Regions from separate parts of the Homo sapiens genome. Here region 2 is linked to region 1. A link is an interaction called in ENCODE POLR2A ChIA-PET data of the cell type or tissue named here. Cell type or tissue: CD4-positive, alpha-beta T cell. All regions are shown on one strand. Links, peaks and the distances in the headings refer to the core of each region. The heading gives the core; the rest is flanking DNA.

The links. ChIA-PET counts read pairs that join two places held together with the same protein. Peaks named below come from ENCODE experiments on the same cell type or tissue, not always from the same donor. Only the 100,000 strongest peaks of a DNase experiment are listed, where the experiment ranks them.
Region 2: POLR2A ChIA-PET joins it to region 1 with 16 read pairs; 6 of 35 experiments call an interaction of 5 or more read pairs at or near these places.

What each region holds. Positions count from the first base shown.
Region 1 is chr3:195,548,548-195,551,463 of GRCh38, forward strand. No RefSeq gene overlaps it. Among named protein-coding and RNA genes, the nearest start is that of PPP1R2, 6.7 kb to the left of the region's middle. RefSeq lists a silencer at 1,767-1,816. In CD4-positive, alpha-beta T cell, for the core only: no CTCF peak of the experiment used is centred there; DNase peaks (open chromatin) are centred at 764, 1,764 and 2,364; H3K4me3 peaks cover 2,070 bases; H3K27ac peaks cover 2,364 bases.
Region 2 is chr3:195,608,047-195,610,962 of GRCh38, forward strand. No RefSeq gene overlaps it. Among named protein-coding and RNA genes, the nearest start is that of APOD, 26 kb to the left of the region's middle. In CD4-positive, alpha-beta T cell, for the core only: no CTCF peak of the experiment used is centred there; a DNase peak (open chromatin) is centred at 1,445.

The DNA of each region.
Region 1 (2,916 bases), core at 310-2,809:
GCAGTTGCATTCTTTTGAGTCTTTGATCAGCCATTTACATGTGAGAGGGTGGTAGAGGTACAGTCACTTACACATTCAATGAATCTGCATTTTTTACATAACATAAACATAGGGCAGAGGAAGCAATCAGATATGCCTTTGTCTCAGGTAAGCAGAGGGATGTCTTTGATTTCTGTCCTTTGCCCCATACCTGCAAAGATAAGCTATCAGTATACATTGCCAGGGTGAGATTCAACAGAACTGTTTTAGAGTAAAGATCTGGGAGCCCACAGGAATTACCCTGTGGGCAAATTGTGAGGGAGGTCTGTAGCTTTATTATCTTGTAGCTATCTATTTAGGAACAAAATGGGAGGCAGGTTTGCAAGACCCAGTTCCCAGCTGGACTTTTCCCCTTTGGCTTAGTGAGTTTAGGGTCCCAAGATTTATTTTCCTTTCACAGTTGAATCAGGGAATAAATGAGTTAACTGTTCCTAAATTCGACCTCCCCAATAATGGTGTCCATAACAACATCAATTTCTTGGAAAGCAATCTGACTATATATCTTGTTCTGCATGGCTAAGGAAGGCATTAGCAGCTATAATGCTGGAAAGGAAATAATAGAAATAAGAAAGACTGCTGAGTCAATAGAGAATGCATTACAAAGAGGAAATTGTCCTGTCACCAGTCAGAAATCTTAATTGAGGTCTGTTATGTGCCAGGTCCTTTTCTAGGTATTGTCTATTGCTTAGTTTATTGCAGAAATAAACTACAGCAGGTACTGTATTTCCTCTTTTCATTTTAATTTAATTTAATTTAATTTTTTTTTGAGGTGGAGTCTCGCTCTGTCACCCAGGCTGGAGTACAGTGACGTGATCTCGGCTCACCACAAACTCTGCCTTCTGGGTTCAAGAGATTCTCTTGCCTCAGCCTCCCAAATAGCTGGGATTATAGGTACATGCCACCATGCCCAGCTATTTTTTGTATTTTTAGTAGAGATGGAGTTTCACCATGTTGGCCAGGCTGGTCTCGAACTCCTCACCTCAGGTGATCCACCCGCCTCGGCTTCCCAAAGTGCTGGGATTACAGGTGTGAGCCACCACGCCTGGCCTCCTCTTTTCATTTTAGGTTCAGAACCCTTTCTTTAAAAAGTTCATTGTTAGGCCGGGTGCAGTGGCTCATGCCTGTAATCCTAGCACTTTGGGAGGCCAAGGCAGGTGGATCACCTGAGGTCAAGGGTTCGAGACCAGTCTGGCCAACATGGTGAAACCCTGTCTCTACTAAAGATACAAAAATTAGCCAGGCATGGTGGCAGGCATCTGTAATCCCAGCTACTCGGGAAGCTGAGGCAGGAGAATCCCTTGAACCTGGGAGGTGGAGGTTGCAGCAAGCTGAGATCACGCCATTGCACTCCAGCCTGGGTGACAAGAGTGAAACTCTGTCTCAAACAAGACAAAACAAAACAAAACAAAGTTTGTTATTAGATACGCACATACACACACAAGTCCACCCCTCATTTCATGTGTCTCTCCCAGCTCTGGCTCTGGGCTCCAGGAGAACGCTGTTGCTGTTTTCACAAAGGCATAGCTTCCTGTGTTCATCAAGTGTACCTGTGTTATCAGGTGTTTTTATCAAGTGGTTCTCTAGACAGGACTCAAGACCCTCTTTGCGCTCCCGTGGCTGAGGCAGGTGGGGGGAATCCCTTAGTAGGAACCACAAGGCTCTCACAGGATAAACTGCTGTCTCGTTGGTTTCTCCCCCAAGGACTTCGCCAGACTTCATCAGAAGAAAGCAGTGCAAGAGGGGACTGCAGAGGAAAGCTGGGGCTTGGGAAACCAGCAGCAGGGGCCACGTGGGCAGGTGGTTTCTGTGTGAACCTCTGATCTGTGCAACATAAACAGGAAATGTTGAAGGCTTCCAGTGCTCTTTTTTGATGTCGAGAACATTCTACGGCACAAAAGAGTTTGCCTCTCACTGTTTCTCATATATGGAGGTTTTCTAATCAGCATCCTGAACAGAATTGAATTAAAAATAAAAACCAAAGTAAAACTAGCTTTATCTCTAGATTTTAAAATTTTCATTTTTTTTAGGGTGGCACCTATACTGTTACCTTGTAGGTACCAACTAGAATATTCTTTCTAACTGCCTGTCATTCATGGTTTACCTACTTGGAAGCTTAACCCTGTCCAAGACTGGACCCTAGTCAACACAAATTTTATCTTAATTTTATGAAGGTCTTTCCCACCCCTAATATTCTGGCATTCTTAAATATGCTGCTCAGCTGTGCTTGTCAAAGGCAATTGCGTTTGCTACATTTCAGAAGAGAGTCCAGACAGAGCCCATTTGGCTCTGTGCTAGGAACGGCTGCAGTGCAAGACTGTGGAGCTCTGTGGCTGACCACAGCTGAAACTCACTTTGATCTTGCTAGATGCCGCCAAGTTGGAAAAAATTAACTAAGACTGCAGGGTCAAAGAGAACGCATAAAAGCATTAACTGCTTTTGTTTCATGTTTCCTCTCCCTCCATAGAGAGACAGAGAAATTAAGAAAATTGCTGGATGTGGTTGCTCACACCTGTAATCCCAACACTTTGGGAGGCCAAGGTGGGTGGATCACCTGAAGTCAGGAGTTTGAGACCAGCCTGGCAACATGGTGAAACCCTGTCTCTACTAAAAATAGAAAAATTAGCCAGGCGTAGTGGCGCGCCCCTGTAGTCCCAGCTACTTGGGAGGCTGAGGCTGGAGAATTGCTTGAACCCAGGAGGCAGAGGTTGCAGTGAGCTGAGATCATGCCACTGCCCTCCAGCCTTGGCAATAGAGTGAGACTCAGTCTGGAAAAAAAAAAAAAATTAAGAAAATTTATACAGAGTGGGCAGGAACAAAATCTTCTGGTGAATCAAGTCTGCAGGCTTATTAAATGTGACAGTATGCTTCTTGAAGGAT
Region 2 (2,916 bases), core at 170-2,669, 59 kb after region 1:
TGAAATTTTGGAAGTCAAATTTGATTGGCTTCATGCTGTTTTTATTAGGGCTTATTGTTTGGAAAATTAAGTCTCCTCTCAAAGAATGAAGGTTTTCACCTTTTTTTGAAGTTCTTGAGTTATCACTCTGGTTAAATGAATGATTTATTTACAATAACCTGTGATCCTATTTTGTGATATCAAGTGTTTTAAACCTTTGATATTTGACAAACTTTCCAAAGTCAAATTATAAACTATGTCTTTTACTGACCTAGTTAATCCTGTAAGATATTAGATTCCTAGGGGGAAATGTGAAAGGAAAAGAAATCTTGGGGCCCCCAAAATCACTAAGCTAAACGGAAAAGTCAAGCTGGGAGTGGCTTAGGGCAAACCTGCCTCCCATTCTATGCAGTCATCCCTCCATTCACTGAGATAAATGCGTATCTAATTGCCTCCTTTGGAAAGGCTAATCAGAAACTCAAAAGAATGCAACCATTTGACTCTCACCTACCTGTGACCTGGAAGCTCCCTCTTTGCTTGAGTTGTCCTGCTTTTCTGGATGGAACCAATGTTCATCTTACATATATTGATTGATGTCTCATGTCTCCCTAAAATGTATAAAACCAAGCTGTGCCCTGACCACCTTGGGCACATGTCGTCAGGACCTCCTGAGGCTGTGCCACAGGCATGCAGCCTCAACCTTGGCAAAATAAACTTTCTAAATTAACTGAGACCAGTCTCAGATATTCAGCATTCACAGTATCCAAAAATCCAATCACATCTGAAACTGCCTTTGCAAAAATTATCACAGTGAGAAAAAAATGGCAGTGAAAGAGATCTGACCTGGCCAACCTCCCTCTTGCCTTTAGCCTTCAAGCTGCTTTTAATTATTCCTGGGTTTAAGCCAAGCTACATGTGGGAGTCATTTAGTTTATAGTTTAAATGATAGTAACCCTTCCCTCAAACTCAACCAGCCTTGTAACACTGAGAGACCACCAGGCTAGGAGGAGGAGATGAACCTAAATTCTGCTAAGGTGTAGACATAAACAACTGTGAGGCATTATTCCAGAAGCCACAAGATATGCAACTTCCTCAGTTACCCCTGCAGATAATGTTACTTTTGTAGAACCTAGGATTGGCCTTCTGAGATATCTTCTCAGGATTTTTTGCATGTCTGATGACCGATGGCTCCACCGGGACCAGCTAGTGGCTTCTGTTTCCCCACCCAGAAGCAACTCAGAGAAAGAGGACAGCTTTGACGCCCTATGATTTCATCTCTGACCCAATCAGCACTCCCCATACCCTAGCCCACTACCTACCAAATTACCTTTGAAAAATCCCTAACCTCCAAGACTTAGATGAGTTTGATTTGAGTAATAACTCTGCCTCCCACATGATGTGGCTGGCATCATATCAATTAACCTCTTTCTTTACCGCAATGCCATGGTCTCCATGAACTGATTTTTTTTGTGCAGTGGGCAGGAAGAACCCATGGGGCAGTTACACATCTTGAAAGAGAAGCTCTTCCTGTGAGGTACATCAACTGTGGTTAAGAATCTTACGTACTTATCATTTTTTGTTGTTGTGAGAACATTTAACATCTACTCTTTTCTTTTTCTTTTCTTTTTTCTTTTTTTTTGAGGTGGCGTCTTACTCTGTTGCCCAGGCTGGAGCGCAATGGCGTGATCTTGGCTCACCACTACTTGCTGGGTTCAAGTGATTCTCTTGCCTCAGCCTCCTGAGTAGCTGGGATTACAGGCATCTACCACTCTTTTAGCAATTTTATTTATTTATTTATATAATTTTTTAAAAAATATCTTTAACTTTTATTTTAGATTCAGGTGGTATATGTGCAGGCTTGCTATATGGGTATATTGCGTGATGCTGAGGTTTGTGGTATGAGTGATCCCATCAGCCAGACAGTGGGCATTGTACACAAGCAATATACATAATGGTGTGGTATGGTGGCACATACCTGTAATCCCAGCTACTTGGTAGGCTGAGGCAGGAGAATCATTTGAACCCAGGTGGCAGAGGTTGCAGTGCACTGAGATCATACCACTGCACTCCAGCCTGTGCAACAGAGTGAGACTCTGTCTCAAAAAAAAAAAAAAGAAGGTGGTTTTATAATCAGCTATAAAACTCTAAAAGGTGCTCTTGAATGCAGGTTTCTGCTAACTTTGGAGATTGTGACATTAGAATAGAGGAAAAACTTTCGGGACTCATGGAGAGCTGAAATGTTCATGAATATCAAGCAGAACAGGAATTAACTGCATGGACTGAAGTAATCTTTTTGACTTTTTGCTTAAAACGTTGTTGATCTTTTGTTTTGTTTTTTCAGAGTCAAGGAAACTTTTCTTTTGAGCTATTGACAGCTTTTAACAAGTTATTGTACTCCTATGAACAAAATTTGGAGCATATTCATTTCTCTCTACCTGATTTCTCCAGAATTTGGCAACTGTTTGTGAGTATCCTTATCACAATATAGTTATTTGCATAAGTGCAATAATAATCTGTCTTTATTTGTAACAGGACACAATTGGAGAAACTGGTTATTTTACCAGCACTTTGACTAGAATGATGTGCTTTCCTTTAAGGAATTAAACTTGTTTTATGGAGCCAGTAAAAGCCACATGCTCTGTCTACACAGTCGCTGAACAGGGTTCCTGCCCTGTGGTAAGTAAAGAATGTCACTTTCCGACAGGCCCAGGAGCCCCAAGTTTTACCTTGGACCCTCAAAAGGAGAGGAATTCATGCAACTCATAGGTATTTGATGGTACAAATCCATGGCAGGGCTCAGCTTTAAACAAGTCTTTTCTGAGATTCCTTCTATGGAACAAAGTTTCATCAAAGCCAATTTAAAAGCCTGTGTAAAAAAATAATTATTCTAGCTGCACTGTATACAAATAATCAGGCCAAGAATAATAAAGGAAATCA